Regions from separate parts of the Mus musculus genome. Here regions 1 and 2 are each linked to region 3. The links are chromatin loops, found by intact Hi-C in ENCODE. Cell type or tissue: left cerebral cortex. All regions are shown on one strand.

Region 1 (8,000 bases), 270 kb after region 3:
CATTTGAATGTATTTCACATAACAACACATTTTGTAAGTAAAAAGAAACAAGAATCTACTTTGTATCTAGAGTTGTTATTGTTTCCTCTGAAAAACATCACAAATAACCAAGGAATCTTTCATTTTTATTTTCTCTCTAAGAGAAAAATTGCTAGGTCTGCTCACTCATCCCCTGTACATGAATACCGATTTCCTCTTTATGTGTCTTTTGTATCGTTACAGAAGTTCCTTCATCATTTTATCACTTACTTTCCTGACAAAATACTTGACAAGAGTCATTGAAAGAAGGATTTCTTTTGGCTCACAGTTTAAAGGGATACAGCCCTTCATAGTGAGAAAGTCATGGCATCAGGAATGTGAGCAGCTGATCACATTGCAGCCACTGTCAGGAAGTAGACAGAGATGAAGGTGAGTATTGTGCTCACTGCCTTCATTTTATTCAGAGAAGGATCTATGGAGTAGTTCCACCCATCACTAGGAACTTCTCAATCACCTCCATCCAGAAGTTACATCACAGACCGAAGTTTGTTGCCATGGTAATTCTAGATCATGTCTAGTTAGTTGTCATCAATATTAAACACCTATCACACAACTTTGCAATTTCTTTCACTGAATATATGTTACAATGGCTTGATGAGATATCTAGATCCAATCCAAACCAAGACCTCAGAATGACACACTGGAAAAGATTAAGTCACTGAAAGCCTAACCCTGCGTGAGCAGTGACACAAAGCTGGAACCTTGAGGTTCTCTTCATGACTCCGCGCAGCCCTGCCTGATTGGATACTCTCCTCAGTATGCTTTGCTGACTCTTATATAACCGTGAAAAGTTAAGAGGTAATTAGTTAAGTTCCTATATTTGTCATAAAACTCCATGTACAAAAGCAATTTGGGGGCAAAAGGTTGTTTTTTGTTGTTGTTGCTCTTGTTTTGGTGTGTGTTTTTGTTGTTTCTTTGTCTTACAGTTCAACATCTCTGTGGAAATCCAGGGCAGGAACCTGCAGGCAGGAGCTAATAAAAAGACGACAGAGGGATGCTGCTTACTGGCTTGTTCCTTGTGGCTTGTTAAATCTGCTTTCTTGTCTCTAGGGCCAAGAGTCTAAGGGTGGCACAAGCCATATGCTAGGCCCACCCACATCAATCATTAATTAAGAAAATGTTTCATGAGCCTGCCTATTTTTTTTCTTTTAAGCTATTCTTTCTTCTCAGATAACTCTAATTTATGTCAAGTTAACAAAAAATACCAACCAGAACAAAGAACATCATGACTGTAGTAAATTTGATGGACATTCTGAGAGTTGTGAGTTACTTATCTTCTAGATCCTACTAGGGTTCTCTCCAGGATGCTTGCTATACAGCAAGCTTCCACCTGCTGTTTTCTCCTTTTTTATTATTTATTTATTTATTTATATTTTTTTTACATTCCAGATTTTGTTACTCCATCCACCTTCTGAATGTTCCACATCCCATAGCTCTTCTCCACTCCCCTATCTCCACAAGGATGTCCCTACACCTACCTCCCACCCCTCACCGCAGGTGACCTCTAAACTCCGTAGGGCCTCCAATCTTTTGAGGGTTAGGTGCATCTTCTCTAACTTAACCTAGACCCAGCAGTCCTCTGCTGTATATGTGTGTTGGGGGCCTCATATCAGCTGGTATATGCTGTCTTTTTGTGGTCCAGTGTTGAGAGATCTCGGTGGTCCGGGTTAATTGAAACTGTTGTTCTTCCTACAGGGCTAACCTCTTCCTCAGTTTCTTTCAGCCTTTCCCTAATTCAACCACAGAGGTTAGCAGATTCTGTCCATTGGATGGGTGCAAATATCTGCATCTGAGTCTTTCAGCTGCTTATTGGGTCTTTTGGAAGGCAGTCATGATAGGTCCTTTTTTGTGAGCCCTCCATAGCCTCAGTAATAGTGTCAGGCCTTGGGAGCTCCCCTTGAGCTGGATCCCACTGTGCGCCTGTCTCTGAATACTCTTTTTCTCAGGCTCTTCTCCATTTCCATCCCTGTAATTCTTTCAGACAGGAACAATTATGGGTCAGAATTTTCACTGTGGGATGTCACCCCCTCCATCATTTGATGCCCTGTCCTCCTGCTGGAGCTGGGCTCTATAAGTTCGCTCTCCCTATTGTCAGGCATTTCATCTAAGGAGCATCCCTTTGGGTCATGAGAGTTTCTCACCTCGCAGGTCTCTGGTGCATTCTGGAGGGTCCTCCCAACCTCCTACCTCCTGAGGTTGCCTGTTCCCAGTCTTTCTGCTGGCCTTCAGAGCTTCAGCCCTTTTCCCTCGCCCAATACCAGATCAGGTTCCCCTCCTGAACCTCCATACACTTTCCCTCCCAGGTCCCTCCCTCCCCACTTGTGATTGCTTTCTTCTCCCTCCCAAGTGGGACTGAGGTGTCCTCACTTGGGCTCCTTTTCTTCTTGACCTTTTTGAGTTCTGTGGACTGTATCTTGGGTAACCAAGAATATCCAAAATGATTCCTCACAATAAAAGAATGACTGGGGGAATCACTATCTTTGACCTCAAGCTTTACTACTGAGCAATAGTGATAAAACTGCATGGTATTATCACAGAGACAGACACGTTGATCAATGGAATAGAATTAAAGACCCAGAAATAAAATCACACACTTATGGACACTTGCTCCTTGACAAAGATGCCAAAAATATACATTGGAAAAAAGAAAACATCTTCAATAAAGAGTGTTAGTCTAACTGAATGTCTGTATGTAGAAAAATGAAAATAGACCCATATTTGTCACCTTGTACACAGCTCAAGTCCAAGTGGATCAAGGACCTCAACATAAAACCAGATACACTGAATCTAATAGAAAAGAAAGTGGTAAAGAGTCTTGAACTCATTGACACAAGGGGAACTCCAATGGCTCATACTCTAAGATCAAAAATTGATAAATGGGACCTCATGAAACTGGAAAGCTTCTGTAAGGCAAAGTACATAGTCAATAAGACAAATCATCAACCTACAAATTGTGAAAAAAATTTCACTAACTCCACATCTGATAGAGGACTTATATCTAAAATATGTAAAGAATTCAAGAAGCTAACAAAAAAAAAAAAAAAAACAAACAACCCAATAAAAAAGGGGGGTATAGAACTAAACTGAGAATTCACAACAGAGGAATCTCTAATGGCTGAGCAGCACCTAAAGAAATGTTCAAAGTCCTTAGGGATCAGAGAAATTCAAATCAAAACGACCCTGAGATTCCACCTTACACAAATCAGAATGGCTAAGATCAAAACTTCTGGTGTTTTTCCCTTTTCTGTGATGATATTCTGCTAAAATGTTACTTAAATCAAGCCACCTCTCTACTTAAAACTCTCTAATGCTTCCTGTCTCACTAAGCGAAAAGGGGCAATTCCTGTTAAGAGATCCAAATATCTTAGGCTTTCTTCTTACCTCCATCTTCCCTCTTCTCTTCTTTCTCTTTACCTCTGTCTTTCATTAGTCTTTGAACTTCAGAGGGTAAAGATCACCTCCCAGACACATGGAAGTCTATGGTGCTTTCTAAGGCCTGGGTTGGAAAATTTTTTTTTCCTTCTATCTCCTCTGTGATGTTTGTTCCTTACAGATACTGTCCACACCTTCAATAAGACCCCTCCTCCATGAAGATTTCATTGATCATTCTAGTTAAAATTAAAATTCAGTTTGTGAACTTTATGGATACACTGGCATTCCATATCTTCCATTGTACTAAATATTATATATATAGTTTGCTTCCTACTACAAAAATGTCATTTTGACCTGGTAAGATATTGAGACCTATTCTGTTCACTGATGTTTCAGCACCAAGGAGAGAGGGCATGCACATGTTGGTCCACTATGGTCAGCTTGATTAGATCAGCTCTGTAAGTCTAGACTTTCAATAGTATCAGGTGTATAAAGTTAGTCATTTAGAAAGCTCTGAACCTCCACCAGGGACAATCAGTTTTGGAGTTCTTCATTTGTTTGATTGTTGTTGTTTTTTTGTCTTTTCAATTTGAAGGTCAAATGGTGATAATTTAAAGACCACGGTAGGTAAAAGTAGGCACAACTTAAGGAAGACTTGAAGTTTAAGAAACAGAAACATTTAAAAATGTGCTAAGTAGATCTCTTACAGAGGTGATTTTTTTTTTCTTCAAAACTGTTTAGAAGTTTTGGGCTTAACATTATAAAATAACAATTTTCACATTCCTTTGGATCCCTTCCCATGTAATTTCTCAAGAGAAAATCGATGAGGTGACAGATGTAATGATGAGATAAAACCTCATATTCTCAGGTGTCTCCTATGTTCACATTCAAGCAAGAGCTGAGTTCTGGAACCTTCATAAACAAATGGAAACTCTGAGTCTCTGCTGCCCCCTTTGCCCAGGCTTTCTCGCTATGCTCTGCACTGTTCAGGTCCCTGATTCATTCCTGAAGCATCTGACCCTGAAATAACTTGCTGTTCACTCTGTTCATCTGTCACATATGCTCAGACTGTATCGAGTTCCAGCTTCCCCAGAACCACGTAAAACACGTGATGGTACACCCCCATAACCTGGCAACCAGGAGGTAGAGATGGGAGGATCAGAAGTCTAAGATCATCTTAGCTACAAAGTGAATTCAAGGTGAGTTAGAGATACATGCAACCCTGTTTCAAAGCAGGAAAACAAACAAATAAACAACAACAACAGCTACTCAGATTCTTTTCTCATAAAAATTCAAGCATCTTTATCTTCCCTCTCTGATCTGAAGTTGTACTTGCAGTATAATATATTAAAATAAATTTCCATTACCTGTGAATATATGGCATGTAATACATACATATGACAAAATAAATATTATATATATATATATATATATATATATATATATATATATTCAACTATTTGTAAATGCCTGACATCCATAAAGAAAATGCAGATATTCCCTTTCAAAAGCCTAAAACATGTATGTGACCATGATCCCAGGGTTACTTTGTGATTAGAGAAAATATTGCCTTCAGAGTAAATGTAATTGTGTCTGTGGTACTCATGTTATTTAGTTGTTCTGGAAGATGTATATATGTTTTATCATAAAGACTCTTCATATGTGAAACTGAAATTCAGTAGAAAATTGATGCATTCAGCTTTGGAACGTTGGGAATCTAGCCCTAGCTATCTATCTCAATTCAGTAAATACCATTCGTCTTCCCTGGTCTTTGTCTATACCATCTATATGAAAATAAGTGGGAAGGGGATTATAGAGAAACAATAATTAAATGTCACATACTAGGACTGGGTCACAATGAAACTAACACAGACAGTGAGTTGGGGTACGGTCCAATCCAACTAAGATAGAAGCCATTAGAGATGGACTGCTAAAGTCAGCAAACAAAGTAAGGTTGAGGAAGCATGGCAGGGTGTTAAGATGTCAATGTGAGAGCTCCAAGATTAATTAGACAAGTATCAAGCTGCCAGCAATGCTGAGAATGGATTGAACCCAACTAATATGGGAGGTGGGAGTATACAGTACAGGACTACTGAAGTTTAACTTCCAGCCCAGATGAAAATTCTCAGTGGGAAACAGACAGAGAAGGGATGGTGTGACCCAATGAGTTTTGCAGTGACCAAAAGCAAACAAATGTGTTAACCTGCTGATCTGATGATAAAGGGAGGCGCCCAGTGAGACTGCATGGTGCAGGTCTGTCTGGTGGAGTGACAGGTCAGCATGGGTAGAATGACAAGCTGTCAGTGGTGACTTCTTCCAGGATTAGAATCCCAAAGGTGCTGGTTCCTTAGTCTGGGTTGATAGAGAAGCATTTTCCTGTATACATACATACATACATACATACATGCGTACATACATACTTACACACACACATATATGCTTGGAACTGGAGCTGGGGTGTTAGATCGATGTGTAAATCACTGAGATCCTCAGTATGCAGGTAAAAGCTAGGCTGGCAGCTCACATATGCAATACCCATTCTGGGGAGACAGAGACAAATGGATCTTTGGAGCTTCTTGGCCAGGCAACCTAAATCTAACAATGAGCCCCAGGTTGGTTTGTGTAAGCTCTTGTTTTCAGTGGTGAATATTCCCCTGTGCTCTAGGCCTTAAGTTTAATCAGAAAGCTGACGTTATCCACAGCACTTATGGCACTATAGTGCTAACTGACGCATCTTGCTTGGCACTGCCATTGTGAAACATGCAGAGGCCACAGTTGAATGGTACTTTGACTCATAAGCATCCCTAGCAACCTTAGTAGAACTTTGTGGGACTACATGAGCTAGCCTGCAGGGAGGAGACTCTCCCAACTCTTTCCTCATCTTATTTAAAGTCCTGCACTACTTTGTCTTCAGCAGTAGGTTCTTTCCATCAGTTCTAAAAAGCAACTGGTATCAGTGGTGATATCCTTTATTGTTAGAGGGGCCTTCTGGGACAACTGTTAAGGCAGCAGTCCACTGCTAACACTGGGATCTCAAAACCTTATGCTTTGGAGGAAGCCCTGTTTTAGTCTTATGGGACCCACTTATTTTCTCTGTAGGGTTTACAAGACAAGAGTGTGACAGTTATTTTACAGTTTTGTGTAGATATCAGCTCTGCAACTTGAACTTAAACATTACAAATGTGGACAGTTACTTCCTATAGGAAGGCAAGTGGTGTATGTTGGAAGAGACTGGCACTTGGAAGGTCTCCACATCCCCCAAGGTTGCTCACACTCACCAGACCTTCTTACTTGCTTTCTATGATGACCTGGCTCTGCATCTCCCAAGACACTCTTGTTGGATCTGTAGGAATAGGTTTCTTTGCAAGAAGGAACAATGATTTAGTTAAAACCAAGTCTGAGGAGATGGAGAAGAGAGTTTTAGGCATGCTAAGGAAGCTGGGCCAAAGAATTCTCAGGTTTTCATAGACATGTTACCTTCTAGGAGGCTGTTATTTTCTGTGAAGCGTTGTTACCAGAGATCTCTGTCTCTGAGAGATATAAAATTAGCCAGAGCTGCATTCCTATTTATCCCTGGAGTAACAGGCTGGCTCAGATGCCACACAGGGCAGGACAGACCTTTCTCTCTGCCCCAAGGTAGCAATAAAAGAGTTATCAACTCATCTTGATCCTCCTCTAGGACTCAAAAAGAAAGAAACAACAACAACAAAAAATCTAAGTCTGGCACCTAGTTTCTTTCCTGAGTGGGTTGTCATGGCAACAGGATATAGCAACTGTTTTCAGTATTCTGGGGCCTTGGCAATCCTCACGAGTTTCTCTGCCTCAGCTTCTATGTATGCGCAGACATATGGACACCAGAACCCGTGCCAGCATGGAAGAGAGGGACGGAAATTCATGCCAGGATCCCTCTGGGGTGCTCGCGACCTCAGCTGACCTTAGAGTTTAGCTCACTGCACACCAGTGCTCTGAGCAGGACCCATCTGGTTCCTGGCCTGGAGGAATTTGACAGCTTTTGCTATGAAGTGAGGGACTGAGTTCATTGAGCTCAAAGGTCAATGCCAGCTCCAGAGGCATTGAATCCAGAGTCCGAATCTCAGTAGTTCAATTTCATTCCAGAGGGCCACGGTTTTGTCTTGATCGTACTTGTTCTAATAAAAGGAAAATTTCCTTCATTGTGAATATTGTTGATACTACTATTGACTCATGATGAGTGGCTTCATTTTAACTCACAAATACATGATGTTCTGCATTCAATACACATTTAAGAAGGCAAGATTTTGTGCCTGTGTGTGTGTGTATGTGTGTCTTGTGTACTTCCATATAAGGATCTTTATAAATGGCAATTAAGATTTTAAACTGTCTCATTTGGATATTTGAAAGTGCAAGGCGACCTTGCATATTCACATGTCACATTCGATGTCCACATATTTCTGTTTTTCCCTGTTTTCACCTCTCATTATCGATGTCTATGTGGCATGTGTCTGTATTATTTACTCATATTCTTGTGTCTCTGCATGTCTGTGAATGTTTATCTATAAATGAACCTCAGTGTGTGGGCTATGTTCCTGGTATGTGTCTTTGTATGTGCA
Region 2 (8,000 bases), 490 kb after region 3:
GAATAAAATCTTCCAGGTTGTAACTCATGTATTCTTTTACTTGTAGCATAAGTACATTTAAAGATTTAATGAACTACTGTGTTGTCATTAACATACCAGTATAGTCAAAGACACAGAAAGAAACTTATGATTCATTTAAAAGTAGAGAAGCGAGCAGGGAACAGGGGAGTGGATTATAAAATAACACGTATTCTATAAGCCATTATTGCAAAACAGATCCACGGATTTGCAGATACCTATGCATAGAGATTGGCTAAGCAAAAAGCCATGGCAACTTGGGTGGTTGTATTCTGGGAAAGGTTTTATTCTGTTCCCTTTGATTTTGAAATTCTCTTCTTTTCCCCAAAATGCCTCTTTACATTGCATAAATGTAAATTTCATTATGAAAAGGAAATAAAAAGAGACGTTCTTTGAAGAATGGCTTTAGAGAACAAATTGTACATTTATTCAGATAATTCTGTAATGTTGTCCTTCTGGAGACATTGGATATGAGATGACAATTATCTTTTTAGTAAGACCTAAGTCTTTTTTGAAGTATCAAGTGTATGTACGGATATACACACATTCACACACACACACACACACACACACACACACACACACACCTCACTTTCAGGTTTGGAAAATAATTTCAAATTCAGATGTTCTGCATTGAATTAGAAATGGGCTATAGCTAGTCCCCATCTCCCACCCCCCCACCCTCCGTAATGCCTAATTAATAGCTTTTACTCATGGCTAAGAAGCCAAATATCTGATAGTGACACTCATCTGCTCCTGTGTGAGGAAGGAACCAGTGTCCATCCTGGGGAATCTATGTGCCCAGGAAAGGCTATAAAAGAGACGGACTATAGACCTAGTGTGGCACAGCTGAGGCTCTGTTTTGTGTCCTTCCTGATTTTCCTGGATAACATATCGACCTCTCTTTTCTTATGTGGTCTCCTAAGGCTTGTGCTTTTTCTCTACTTTCATTTTTTAGGCCTAGTGTTTTCTGTGTGTTTGTTTTCTTTTAAGTCAATAACACCTTTGTCTGGGGAAATGGCTCGTTGGATGAAAGCGCTTACTTTTCAGGCTTCAGGATCACAGTTCAGATCCCGGGAACCCACAGGAAAGCCAGATGAGCTTGGAGCCCCAAAAGCCCTGGCCAAGCTGGCCAGTTAGACCCCATATACCAGTGAGCTCTGGTCCCAGCGAGGTACCCCACTTTAATAAATAAAAGTGGAGATTGGCAGAGGAAGACCCCAATGTCATTCTCTGGCCTTCATACATACGTACACACATGTGAATGTGAACTGCAAGTACATGTGTGCCCAGACCACATGTGACAATGCATACTCCACAAGCAAAATAGAAAGCAATATGCCTTTAGAGGGTTCCATGTGGAACTATACTTCTATCTGAAGTGGTCCTAGAATAGTAGATGATAAGGGTGTCCCACCCCTGCACTGCAGAAAGTCCTCCTGCCTCTGTCCCCATGCATGACCCCATGAGAGCCTGGGGTTTCTCAGGATGCAAATGGGCAAACACCATGCTCTGCTTTCCAGCATGAGGAGGTGGGGAAGCAAGATGCTTCGAGTGTCAATGTATCTGACCCAAGAAGTGCTGAAAAGAAACAAGATAACTTATTCAGCAGCCTTCCTGGTCTACTGTTGCTCAGATCTTTCCCTGACCCGTTTTCCAAACCTCCGTGTAGCAGATGCCTTCTGTGCCTCCCCAGTGCCTCTCTTCTGATTCCAAGGAAGCTCCAGGAAAGCTGCAAACACGTTTATTTTTAAGAAACGTCTTGATCTGCTTTGGCAACAGAGCATCACTTCATGAGAGTGCAGGCCAGGGGTCATTTGTGGTCTGCCTGCTCACGGGGATCATTTTCTTACATTGCACACAGCCTGCTGCAGAGGAGACAGAGTTGGGACCAAGGGATCTATGCCATCGGAACATTTGGTTTCTAGTCCCCGAAGTCCTCTTTGTTTTTGATCGTGACATTTCTTCACGCTCAGATGCATACATGATGTAACATTCTTTGTTGATGTTCTGAAATGTGTTTTTGGAGTTATTTTGGCTGAGTACAAAGTAAGAATGGGGCTCTCTCGACTTTTCTGGTTGAAATGTTAATCTTGCTATCAAACCGCCCTCACCCTACCCCATCTTTCTCCTCGCCTTTCTCCCTTACGTATATTTCTAAAGCTTGAAACCCAAATCCAAGACTGATATTTAATAGACCCTAGCCAGTTTTGCTGGATACGAGGCGGATGAGAAGTCTCTCTAGGGAATATGTGGGCCTTTACTGTGGAGGGGGTGTCTGCCCTTAAGTGGAGTTCCTCACAACCTAATTGTTGAGAAATGTTGCAAGTTCACCAGCACGGAAATCCTACTTCTCGCTTCAGCTGAAAAGGTGCTCATAAAGGTAGCTGGGTTATTCTAGCAATTCGCCTTATTTTGAAAATCCAATTTGAGAGCTTCATTAAAGGGCACTAATTTAGTGTCTCCAGGGAATATGTGTTTAAAGGAGCTTGCCAACAGCCTCAGATGTTTGCCAGTGTATAGGTGAGCTCAACTCCCTGAGCTAGGGTTACCTGGTTACAGGCATACTCCTTCATTGCAAACACAGTACCAGCAAACACTCAAGGGCCCTCACATCTAAGAGCACCTCCTGCTTTGCCACTCCTCCATGGCATCTTTAAAGTGAGGATATCACTGCCACTGTGACTTTATCACTCAGAGGTCCGACATGGAAGATCTCATTTTACACAATGAAAGGTCTGGGCCATAACCGTTAAGAACCACTTCAAATCATTTAAGGAAATGTGCACACCTTCCAAACGCCTACAATAAGAACATTGCTCACTACCTGCCTAATAGCCCCAAGAGGATATTTCAGTCCCACACCAAGACACAAATTTTTTTAAATTGGATAGCTGAATACTGATTAGTTACTTGGCCTCAAATAAACTTGAGCCATCTTAGGCCACTGATTTGTTGGCTCCATTTATATATGGAGAAAAGACAAAAAATACAGTTGAGTTTTAATGTTTTAAATCCAAGTGTACTTATTTTCAAACAGAGCTTTAAAAAAATCACAAGAGATGTTGCTCTAAATATCACCATCCAGTTTGTCCATTATTGTTAAGATTTAGAAACTTTTCCTCGGTCTAAGTGATAGAGTTTTTGTTTGTTTTGTTTTGTTTTTGAAAACCAGGATTTCTCTCAGAATTCCCCTCTCCTTTTCAAAAGCTGCAATTTCTGTTCTGGTTTACAGAACTGGATTCTGTGTGTGGGTGTGTGTGTATGGGAAGGTTTCTACACTGACCACATACACAACTTTACACACTTTCCCAAGAAGAAACTTAGTGTTTGGTTTTTAGAGTTAGATATGATTGGGATATGATTAGAAATATTTTGATTTTTTTTTCTGTTGCATTCGAAGTGGCTGGAAAACATTTACCAATACGTTTTGAGAGGAGTTAGCAGGAAAGACGGAGCTAAAACCAAAGTGCCCATGAGTCCTGGAAGCTGGAGGATCCTTTTGCCTGAAACTTTCTGCTGTGGATTTTTCCTGCCCTGCAGAAGTGGAAACCCAGAGGGAGACACTAACAGATAGAAAATAATGATCTGTGCAGCAAGGACCAATCCAACCTCCTACTCCCCGCAGTGTACACATGCGTGAGCGAACACACACACACACACACACACACACACACACACACACACGACAGCATGACCATAAAGATTCTATGCAAATCACTCTTCTAGAACACCACGGAAGCCATGTGACTTATAAGCCTAGTTTTGTTTTTGTTTTTGTTTTTTCATTTTTAACGACCACCATTAAAGGTAGGTGTACCTAAATAGAAGTCAATAAATAAATAAATAAATAAATAAATAAATAAAAGAAGAGATTTTCGTGGCATATTTTATGGTAGTTATATATTTGTGGTTTGTTCATGAGGTTACTAATCACCAACTGCTAAGCTTTTGTTGTCAATATATTGTGCATTGCAGCAGATTCACACTTAACTCGCTGTCTGCATCTCAGAAGCTCCGGTATTGGATATTGTTAAAATGGGCTTTGGCAGTTGCACACAGAAGTGCACGACTATAATTTTGCTACCCATTAATAACAAGCCAGCCAAGAAGGCCAGAATCCAATGCCTTGCTCTCAGCTGGGGGTAGGAAGCTAGAATGGGCTATCTTGGCTGGTGACCTACGCTGTCGGAAAGTAGGATGTATAGTCGCTAGCGGGTGGGCGGTATTCCGGAAATTTATTCACTCTTCACTGTACTTTTTTCTCCTCTTGGTAGTGTGCCCTTAGATTATGAAAAAAAAAAGAATTGCACATAATAAAAATAGTACTCATCTCCAAAACAAATGGGTAAATCAGAGCTTTTATTTCTTCAGGTGTCAACTCTGCTCCCTGCCCCAGCCCTACCCCTCTGGGCTCTGCAGTGCAAGGTTTCTCTCAGTCAGCGCATCAGCGCCCAGTGGGGCAGGCAGCACTGATCTGGGCGGTCTTGCATCCAGAGGACCAGTCTCGCTGAGCAGCAGGACTTGTAGTCTCTCTCAGCTCTAAAGCCTGGGCATCTGAGAGCTCAAAGCTGAGAATCATTTCTTGGGTGGGGTGAGGTGTTGCTGCCCCGGGCTGTTTTCTGCACTTGGCCTCGGAGAGTAAGCACGGAGTACCAGAAACCCAGAAGCTCTGGCCAAACATCCCTAGGACTCGAGGTGGTACCCCAGCGAGGTAGGTAAGGGCTGGGCTCCGGGGCGCGCCTGGTGGCTGGGAGGGAGAGGCAGGGTGGCGGGGCCGGGGCAGCGCGCCAGTTTCCTCTGATTAATGATGCTCGCGCTGCCGCGCGCGTGGCTCATGCGCTTTGTCTCCAGCCCAGGGGTGGTGAGAGCAGTGGGTATGGCAGCGCCTGGCGCACAGAGCAGGTGCCGGCTGCGCTCAAGCCTCGGCTTTGCGTGGTGGCCCAGAGACCGGGCATCACTGAGCGTCCCCTCAGGGCCATCTCCCTCCGCAGAGGGGTCGCCAGCACGGGTCTTGGGGCAGGAACTATTGGGGGGAGGGGGGCGGGCATGTGCAATGCTTTCGGTGCTCTTGGTGCCCGCCCGGCTGGACGCGTCTTTGGCTGGCGGGGAGGAGCTGGGCGCTGCCTGGGAGCCTAGCCAGCCCTGTGGGAGGGCATGGCCGGGTGGGGCGGTCGGGAGCACCACTGAGGCTGGCTGACTCCGGCGGGACTGCGAGAGTGACCCTCAGGTGGACCTACTCAGCCAGAGAGATCGAAATCCTGCGAGCGAGGGAGAGAGAGAGAGAGAGAGAGAGAGAGAGAGAGAGAGAGAAGAGAGAAAGGAGAGAAGAGAGCGGAGAGAGAGAGAGGAGAGGAGAGAAGAGGAGAGAGAGGAGAGAGAGAGAGAGAGAAGAGGGAGCACTCAGCGGGCAGGGAGACGGAGAGGGAGGGACAGGGACAGCCAGCCCCGTGCACTCGCTCCCTGCAGTCACCTCCTCCCACCCGACCTGGGGAAGTGGCCGGAGCGCAAAGTAGCAAAGTAGCAGAGACGCTGCGGGCTCCAACGACAGTCACCTGGTTCCCGCATTGCTGGTGGGACCACAGGTCGCAGAGGGGCGGACAGATCAGCGCAAGGACTGGCTGCAGGAGAAGGTGGCTACTCCCAAGAGAGAGGAGCAGAGCAAAGCCTGGACACCACCCCCAACCCCTTTCCTGAAGCAGACAGACTGACAGACAGGCAAATAGACAGACAGGAGCTCAGCAGCCTGTGGTGACATACAGACTCTCTAGCAGCGAAGACCTCCAAGCGTCCGGAGCGGTGACAGTCCAACAGCCGCAGCCACGCGTTCCCCACCAGCGCTGTGCCTGGGCAGCGCGAGGACCCCTGCCTCCAAGCCAAGGGCTCCTTTTGCTAGCAGTTAAAATAAATCGACCAAACAACAAAGGCAAGCCACAAACCAAACTGACCCAACCAAAGCATTCACTGAGAAACAATAATTACTCACAAAAGCCCCAAACGAAATCCAGTCAGTCAAGGCACCCGGGACGCTGGGTCACTCCACTGTTCCTTCAGGTAAAGAGCCAAGTCTTCCGACATGAGCATCACAAGCCCTTTGTGTCTGGCTGTTGGGGCTTTCTGCTTCTGCTGCCCCCTCCCCCTTTTTTTTTCTTTCTACCATCTATCTGTGCTTTCCCTTTGACCTGTTTGTCGTTTCTGTGTTGTTTATCTTGTTTCTATGTCTCGGCGGAAGGCATGGGTGGACTCTCTTTCCCTCAAAGCAGGCAGAAATTGAAATCTGGGAAGGGAATTGAAAGGGACGATGCTTTCTGTAACAGAAGTTTCCAGTAATTTTATATGGGTTTTATGGTGCCAAGTTTGGACATTCTCTTGTTTCAGTTGAAAACTTGTCACTTTCCTCAGTTACCACAGAGGTCCTGGGTCCCAAGAGGTCGGAGAAGGGAGGGAGAGGAGGATAATTTTTTGCTTTATTTTTTTTAAATCTTGAAGTCATTTCCATGACAGCCTCTGGTGTAACGTTATCTGTCTCGGGTGATAAATGTGATAGTAGGATTGGATCTGTATCAGGCAAGTGTTTTAAAAAGTTTCTTCGGAAGAGAAATTACATGGCTTAGCATGGATGTCACGGATGTATTAAATTCAAAGCTTGATCACCTTTTACAGACACAGACTAAGACTGGAGCCTAAGTCTTAAGAAAAAAAAAAAGCAATGAGGAAGGTAATGTCATGGCGGGATGGGAGGTGTACGGTGAGGTTGCTAGAAATGGTCCCCCTAAGAACGTGTTGCAGATGGAGACCATCATTTCGCTCTCTGCCTTCTCAAAGGATGCAGCTTCTGCAAGCTAGAATGACAGTCTCTAGAATGGAAATGAATCTGTATTTTTTTTTCAAATTTTGCTCCAATGCAGAATAAATCTAAACTGTGCCCACCCTTTCCTCATCTGCCTTGGAACCCAACTCTGCAGTTTACTGCTTTAAGTAAGCAGCAAAGTAGACAGGGCAGGCAGGGAGGCACTTCTTGTTTCCTTTTTTTTTTTTTTTTTGTAATTCTGTGAAAATCAGAGAGCCTTTGATATGCTCTTCAGCCTAAGTAGACCCTCTCTTTCAGGATTATGTTACTATAGGGCTTGATGTCTGAGTGGCATTTTAGCTAATGTCATTTTCATGAAAGACAGTCATTTGGAAGGCACTAGGGCTAGTTATGCTTCCTTCAAATAGCAGAGTGATCTTAACATGAGAGACCCTGTCTTCGGGGTTATGTAGCCCTTCAAGGTATGTACCTGCTTATGTCTGATTCTCAGTGTCCTTTGTCCTCATCTTCCTTTGCTTTCTAATCGCTTTGACTGGCAGGCTATTTTTATATTTCTAGAGAATACATTTAGATGTCTTTTTAAAGTGATACATGTTTCCATTCTCAAAGATTGGGAAAAGATCATCTCTTGCTATGCTCGTCTGTGCTAATATGATTTGGTTTCTGTGTAAATTTAAAGGCATTGCTTTAGACCATTGTATTATACATGTCTTAGTTTCTCCTTTCCGGGTATGATTTATGTCGTCCGAATGACAAAGTAACTATTCCTCTCGGTGAGTGCTTATTTAACAGTACTTTGGATGAGGCATATTTAAAGAAACTTAAACAGCTCCTCCGGGGAATACCATTAGGTTTCTTGGTGACTTAATTTCATTCACTATATGGTGATTTCTTTTTGCTGGTAATTCAGTTCAGACCCAGACAAGTGTGTGTGTGTGTGTGTGTGTGTGTGTGTGTGTGTGTGTGTGTGTGTTTTATTAGATTTGCACATTGCCAATCTCTCAGTGACTGCTTGTCATAGATCTCAGTTGAGTGTGGTTACTTGAGAACTGTAGCAATCACCCTGTTAGAGCGTGCTGCACTGAGGAGTTCCTTGCAGTCTGTTTTTTAACGCTGTTTAATGAAGGAGTGGGCATCTCACTCTGCAATGAAAGGAGCCCGAGAACAGACA
Region 3 (8,000 bases):
TAATTCTGATATAGTCCATTTTAATAGTTTTTATTTTTGGCCCACTATATAGTTTTTAAATATATCATTTGGTGATTCTGTGCATGTACAGTATATATTCAGGCCATCCTTATCCCTCCACCCTTTATTACCTCCCACCCTGACTCCACCCTTACTGCCACCAAGTTACCATCCAACTTTCCTGTCTTTTGTTCTATTTTGCTTTGTGATGCTTTAAGGCTCACTGTGGTTATCACATGGGCAAGATATGAGACATCCCTGGAACCTGAATGGCTCATCTGTAGCTACCCTAAGGCAATGACTTCCTGTGTTCCAGTAACCCTCTGTTGCAATTTGCTGGCTGGGGTGAGGCAAGGCCCATGAGCCTTCCCTCCACTGATAACTGACTGAATATTCAGTGGATTAGTCTTGTACAAGCCCTCAGTAGGCAAGGGTTGCTGCCATGATTGCAAGGATGGCATTTTGGTACCTTCATTTACTTGTTTTTGGGTACCATACTCTCATGCTCTAAGGCAATAGCATGTATGTTTTACAGATTGTTCTTCCTTCGACCCTCCATTTGTCGGTCGTCCCTCCCACCCTTCCTTCTTCCCTCTCCCATTCTCCTTTTCTCTTTCTTTCTATCCTTCCTTTCTGCCTTTAAAAGTTATTTTCTTTTCTCCATCTACACTTCAGGTTGGCATGAAATCTACCTGCTTTGGCCTGAGTGCTGGGATTCCAGATAAGTGGAAAATACATAATAATAAAAAATATTTTTTAAAAAAAGAGTCATGTCCAGCCATCTTTCCACGTTTAACTATTTTAAATGCTCATCTCATCCAAGTGTTAAACCTGTGGCATGGAACAGCTCCTCATGGTGATCATGCTCTGTTGGTATAAATAAGCCTGGGATTTAATTCCTCCTGAGCAGACTTGTGACCTGCATGACCTCAGTCCCAGCTAAGTGGGCTAAGTAAAGCAAGGGAAAGGGATGCAGGACAGGAATTAGATAGCTCGTATCTAATGATACAATGTTCTCTGGATTCCAAGGTACATATCCTAGAGCTCTGAATTAGAAGCAATTCATTGTTGAGTTTCAATTTGATTAAAAAAAAAACGCATTAGGGCAGCAAATTGAACCAGAATGAATGAAGGCAGTATGGGCCATCTTAGGACCAAAGGGTCTTGAACCACCTTCCAGATTCTGCTCCTTAGCAACGGTTTTCCCCAGCATGCTTTGCTCTAAGTCTTCTACACCTAGGTCCTCTCAGCTGTAGCCTTTTCTAAGGATGCAGTAAAGCAATCAGGGAAATTGCGTGTGGTGATTCTTGGCAAAATGTTAGCTGCATTTCATCACTGTATGATTCTGTTCTTAGAAAGATGGGCTTTAATGTGGTTGGCACAGTGATGCTGTGGTTAGGGGTATTTGTATCAGGGTGTCAGGCTTGTCCTACATTCCCCTCCCTAGATTTTAAAAGCCAAATTTCAACCGTTGGTAAGCTACAGGCAAGCTGAGAAAAATTAATAAAAACAACGTACACATCCCTGCAATGGTATCCAAGGCATTTCTCTCGTCATCTCAGAAGTTTTCTTCTTCATTGTCTCCTCATTTTGAGACTAGAAATGTTGACCGTTTCTCTCACTATAAACCAGAATGAAGGAAGTAGGTAGTTTTAGGTGCCTTGATAAGATAGATGTATGGCGTAGGAAAGGCAGGCAGAGAGGCAATAGCTGTCAGAGGTAGGAACTTAAGGTGACTGGTGTCATAAAATATTAAAACGGTTTAATCAGCAGTGAGATATGTAAGCGGGCTTAATTAGAAATACATATTATTATTTGACTTTGAAGTACAGAATTAAAAATTAAAGCAATTTTATAGGGTACATAATCAGGGAGGAATAACGTGCTGGAAGAGGTGCTGTAATTGATGTGTTCAATTTAAGTTTAATTAATTTTCGTCAGCATACATGCAGGCAAATATGAAATCAACAAATTTTAAGGATGAACCTCATAATTACACTGAAAGTGGTGTGCTGATCCGAAGAAGTGAGAGATTTCCATGACACGCGGGCACCCTCAGCTGCCTTGCACTGAGGCTGAGGAAACGCTCTATCTGCTGAATGGATCTTTGTGATTCTCTGGAATTCGCCCACTCCCAAATCTCCTTTAATTAAAATTCACAGTGATGCTTGGCCTGTATCAGGTTTCCTTTCCTGTTGCATCTTAAATGAAGAAGGGACTTAATTTTAATTAGCACCTCATTGTAGGTAGTCTGATATTAATGTTCGCTAAGTCCTTTCTATGACTCATTAACAGCCATTTTGTGATGAAAGGACCCAGGAGGCAGGTAGAGAGCTTGTAGGCTATTTTTCCTGATTTCAGTATTGATTTTACAATGTAATGGTGGCAAAAGCACACTGCTCTGCAGTTTCACATGTAGGAAGAAGTGAAGTCACAGTAACAAGTTATAGAGGAGAGAAAGAGAGATGGAGGGATTTGCATACATTTACATATTTATATGTATCTTTGCACATCCACATATAGACATATACAGATGGTATAAATGCATAGATACAAATATATATCCAGATATGTGTGATATGTATATATGTATGTGTGTACAGAGAGCAAACAAAAAAAGAACATTTTCTTTGGGTGTGTATAGTGATATATGTACATGGTCATATGGGTGTGCCCATGCATGCCTGCCTTATGCATGTATGCAAACATGTGTCTTTGTATCTATAGAGGATATATCACATATGATTTATGTGTTTTTCAGTTGTTGAAATTTTCAGCAGTACAGCTCATTTTTTGACAAAGACTGAAATAATTCAATGTTGGAGGAAGTCTTTTAAAAAGTGGCAAAACTATCAGTCTGAAGAAGCAGATGAAATAATCACCCAAGATCAGACAACCTACAAGCAATATTTGTGGTCATTCCCAAAATATTATATAGAGTTGTTTAGGCAATTTCCCTTGAATATGTCATGTGTGCATATGTATGTGCTTGTGTACATGTATGTGAAGATGTTTGTCCCATGAAAGCAAGAGAATGGTGTTAGACAGTGTGCTCTCTTGTGCTCCATGATGTTAGCTTGAGACAGGGTCTCTCACTGAGCCTGAATCCACTGCAGGCTTGCTTTACATGTGACATATCAATCTTATTTGTAACAATGATAATGTCGCAATGAAATACCTAGGGTCTGAGGAGATGGCTTGGGGGGCTGAAGAGCTTGAGGATATGAGTTCAGAAACCTAACATCAAAATACAGGAGATGTGCACACACATGCATGCATGCACACACACCACACACAGCCTCCCCCTCAAAAATTAAATAAGACAAAACAACAACAGAAAACTATGGACTATAGTGTATAAAGATGCAAAATTCCCAATAAAAACTGAAGAAAGTTTCAACATCTTTAGCCATCAGGGAAATACAAATTAAAATTGTTTTGAGATTCCATCTCACACCATCCAGAGCAGATCTCATATCACCTAGGTGTATCACTCCCAGATATATACCCTTAGCTCTTTATATCAATATACTTTAGATACACGTGTACATCCAATTTTTTTTTCTGCAGTATCGACAAGTAAGAAATGGACTTGCCTAAATGTTTAAAAACACATAGTGGACAGGGAAAATGAGGAATATACACACAATATAATTTCACTCCTTCATAAGGAAAATTGAAATTGTGACTTTGCAGGAAAATGGGTGTAACTGGAGTTCATTGTGTTAGGTGACATAAACCTGTTGCGGAAAAACAAGTACTGCGTGTTTTATCTCATCCGCAGGCTGCATATTTTAACTTGAGTGAGGTGGGGAGAGCTGGGATAGTAGAAGTGGAACATTGCCTTGAGAGGAGGAGCTTATGAAGGGGGCGAGGACTGAGAAATAAAAGGATGACTGCAGGAATGCACGTGACACTGACACTGGAACAGAGGGAAGGAGCCCCCTGGTGTAAGGTAGGCGACAAACAAGAGGGTGGAGCAAGAGGAAAGGAAGACCAAAGAGAAATGACATTCACACTCTAAAGCCACGATGAAACCCTTTGCTTTGTATGTTAGCAAGAATAATGGCAGAATGCCGATAAACAAGACTGAGGATAGTGTAGAAGCAGTCTAGCAGAACGTTTCATACCTGTTTTCTTTCTTGCTTCCTTGATTTAAATAAATGGAATCTTACTTTACAAATTGCCCCTGCAAGATTTAATGCCTGAATAATAGGAGTTTTATAATAGAAACTTTGCTCAGCAGAGAAAACAACCTCTAATCCTCTTAACTATGCTGCCCAGTATTATCCCTCCTTTTACAATTTAAGGAAGTGTGGCTCAGCGGGGTTAAGTAATTTGCCTGTGGAAATTCTTCTATGTGGGAGAGAGCATACTGCACACTTCAGAACCAATGTTATCAGCCTGCTGTGTGAATATCATGATGCTAAGCATTGCCGATAATAGAAAATAAACAACACTGCTACCGAACCTAGTCACAAGGGTCAGTTCCTGTCCCTGCTAAATGCAGACTGCAATCTGGTGACTTCCCTGTGGGCTTCAGCCTAATTGCACTCAAAAGACAAAAAAAAAAAAAAAAAAAAAAAAAAGTGTGGCTGTAGTTCATGGTGCTTTGTATGAGTAATTCTATGACCTTTTGATTCTTTCAAATATCTACCTAGAGTCTTTAATTCAATAATATGGAGCCACTCCCAGCCAACGCGACTGCCATTGTATAATGTACTGTACTGGTTCTGTGTAGCACTGGGCTGACTTTGGCACAGACAATATTGGCAATAAATCTTATGGAACATCTTGATGGGAAAATAGATGCCATCTTAATTCAGCTTTGAGAGAGTTAGAATGGAGAGAAAGGTTCCCCCAACACACACACACACCCTTTGGTTGTTTTCCTTGTTTCTGTTTTCTGCTTTCTTAAGTATTCTTTAAAGGACAGCATGGAAGAACTTGGGATTGACACCCACATCTGGCATGTCCCAGCCTGTGTCATTGGCAGTTGTAGTCTGTCTCTCTCTCTCTCTCTCTCTGTGTGTGTGTGTGTGTGTGTGTAGACTGTGTGTGTCTGGAGGGATGCCGCCAGGTTGAAGAGCATATTTCTTGAAGAATGTTTCTCTACCTATTCTGATCTCTTCCTTCAAGAGTTTTCAGAGTTTCCTGGCTGCACTTTTCACTTTCCTTCCTTCAATTATTCATTCACCCATTCACGGAATGTCTGTTAGTCATCCAGTTACTTGCTTGAGATGCTTTTGGCTTGTTAGAATGCATATATGATCAAGTCATTTCTCTTCGTGGCTCTTTATTATCAGAGGACATCACCCAAAGACAGTCTCCAGACTTTCTATCCCTATCCATCAGCCATTGTAAACACTAAATCATCTCCTACATATTTCTCCATGTTTTCTAAATTGGCGTTGCTTGTTTTTAACCTTGGGACACACAGCTGTTTAAAGTTATCATTTTAAATTTGAACATAAAGCTTGGTTTCCTTTTCTCTTTGTTCCTGTAACACCCTGGAGTAGTTTTTCATGTTTCTCTTGATCAACTGCTTTAAACAATAACCAAGAATAGAATTCCCTTACAAAGGATTTAAATAGCAAATACAAGTTGGGATACCGAAGTGACAGTCCAGCTCACAGGAGGGTCCTCACTTCTGATACCAAGACAGCCTTTCTTACATTTGTTCTGCAGCAACAGGACAGATTCCCTTTTATTTTTAAGGATTGAAACATTTCCCCCAACCCTGTCCTATGTCTGCCAGATCAAAGACCAGTTTGGCAAATAAATAGTCTCAGATTTCTAATTTGGGGTTCTAGAAATGTGTTCTCTGAAAAAAAATTTTTTTTCCTCTTAGGAACTAGGAAATTTAATGCAATCAAGTTTGTGACTTTAATAATAAAAAGATTCTGCAGCCAGAAGAATGGTTCAGCAGGGAAAGGAGCTGCCATGTGGGCTTCTTCACCTGAGTTTGATCTGTAAAAGAATCAGATGCAGTGGCAGTGTGTGTGTTTAAAGCCAGAAGTCTGAGGAAAGATGAGGGGCAGGGGCAGGAACCCTGCCAGAAAGAAGCCGGCTGGGACTATATAGAGCAGCATCAAAAAAAGCAAGAGGTGATCTTATATCAACTAGCTGGGAGGCAAGAATCAACTCCCAGATGTTATCCTCTGTGTCTACAGGAACATTGTACTATGATCACACCTACATTCACACACACACAGGAACACAAAGACACACACACAGATATTCACAGAGACACACACAGAGACACATGCACAGAGGGACACATGTAGACACATACAGACATATACATAGACACATGTACACACAGACACACACAGACACGTGCATACACACACACATACAGGCATACCCACAGATATATGCACACAGAGCCACACATATGGACACACACAAGAAATAATAAAAAGCAACAATTCTATAAATTACTCTTTAGATGAGCAGAGCACTTCTGTGCGCACCCTGCTTCATGATAGTGATATGTTCTAACTCAGATAAATCTTGTCCCATGTTTGTTCAAGTTGCTATCTCCCTTCAGAAGAGCAGGAAGCTGTCGCAGAAAGCTGTCGCAGAAAGCCAATTCTCTTTAGGTGATAGGACACATTCTAGCCAGAGAATGCCAAGGGCAAATCCTATCACCTACTTCCAGTGCAGAGTAAGACTCCACAATTGTAGGGTGGAGATGAGCATCGTGAACTGCCATCCTGCACCTGAGAGACAGTCCTGTTCAAGTAAGATGAATCTGAAGGGAGAATTTTACACAAGGAAGGGAACTTTGCATTAGGATAGATGTCTCCTTCTATAAGAACAGATTGCAGTTCTTCCCATGATGGAAGGGGTCCAATGTAATCAAACTCTCACTAGGAGGCTTGATGAATCTCTCCCCACCTTCAACCTGGGAATGGAGCCATATCAGTGTTTGGATGTAACCTCTGCCGTTGGTAATTTGGATACCCAGCAGGCACAGCAGTTGATCATGGAAGGACTGTTTCGGGGTTTCAAGTTGCGGAACTTGCCCGGGAGTTCTTGTGGCTGCCAAACAGCTACTTGGCTCATGAGTCCATGAAGCAAACACTAGACAATTGAGAGAATTGGTTCATGGTCCATCCCAGGAGCAGGCCTCCCATCCACCTGGCTATGGGGAGTTCTATCCATAATGAGTGCAAACTGAGGGCTTTTATAGTTCTGCAAAATTAAATGTGAGTGTATATTCCATGAGACACAGACACATCGTATTGCCATGGAAAGGGAGGAATTGGACTCTTCTTTCCTAGGTTTTCTGGGCGCAGACTCTTCAAACAGATTCAACAAGTTGAGACACTCGGACCGTTTATCTTTGTGATTAGGATCTGCCTATATATATATATATATAATATATATATATATATATATATATATATCTGCCTATATATATATATATATATATAATATATATAATATATATATATTAACAATTTAGTAAGTTGGCAGTTGACATTCTTACTTTTGGCCTTGGGACACCAGGAATCAGTCACCATCATATGGTTCTGATGACTGGAACAACCATGTTCCCGTGTGTTTTGCAATAACCACAACACAATAATTATACGTCATCATGGTCAGAAATGGTTGCATATTACCATATGGCATCTGACATCACATGGCCATGTTACCTCACTAAAATACAAAGTTCTGATACTTAATGGTGAAAGTTACAGTCCCTAATGTTTTATACCCAAACTGAGAAACAGCCAAAGACAGCAGCAGAGGTTGGTAATGAGGCTGCATTCCCTTCAGGAAAGCATATTTTAGTGCCTTAGTGAAGACTCCTTTCTCTTGGAGAACCTCAAGGAATGCTTCAGATATCTTTCTGTGGCTGGGAAAGAAAAACCCCCAGAAGCAAAAAAGACTTTATTTTAACTCACAGTTCAAGGTACAGTCTGTTGTGGCAGTATGTAAATTCATGGCACCAGGAACTTGAACATCTGGTCTAATCACTTCCATAG

What was found. Hi-C counts contacts between places; a loop is a spot of excess contacts. Peaks named below come from ENCODE experiments on the same cell type or tissue, not always from the same donor. Only the 100,000 strongest peaks of a DNase experiment are listed, where the experiment ranks them.
Region 1: a loop joins it to region 3, with 2.2 times the contacts of the local background. A loop is called at or near these places in 2 of 42 quality-filtered maps.
Region 2: a loop joins it to region 3, with 2.8 times the contacts of the local background. A loop is called at or near these places in 2 of 42 quality-filtered maps.

Annotation. Positions count from the first base shown.
Region 1 is chr9:112,454,197-112,462,196 of GRCm38, reverse strand. No RefSeq gene overlaps it. Among named protein-coding and RNA genes, the nearest start is that of Gm24957, 64 kb to the left of the region's middle. In left cerebral cortex, a CTCF peak has its summit at 4,355; DNase peaks (open chromatin) are centred at 4,412 and 7,237; H3K27ac peaks cover 3,327 bases.
Region 2 is chr9:112,232,382-112,240,381 of GRCm38, reverse strand. It overlaps Arpp21 (cyclic AMP-regulated phosphoprotein, 21), which reads left to right and starts at 7,070. Exons shown (of 21, transcript NM_001362020.1): 1 at 7,070-7,290. It also overlaps a transcript of 2900079G21Rik not described here. In left cerebral cortex, a CTCF peak has its summit at 4,760; DNase peaks (open chromatin) are centred at 4,484, 4,798, 5,126, 5,697 and 1 more place; H3K4me3 peaks cover 4,195 bases; H3K27ac peaks cover 6,231 bases.
Region 3 is chr9:112,721,617-112,729,616 of GRCm38, reverse strand. No RefSeq gene overlaps it. Among named protein-coding and RNA genes, the nearest start is that of Gm24957, 200 kb to the right of the region's middle. In left cerebral cortex, a CTCF peak has its summit at 3,944; DNase peaks (open chromatin) are centred at 2,311, 3,912, 6,167, 6,759 and 1 more place; H3K27ac peaks cover 2,222 bases.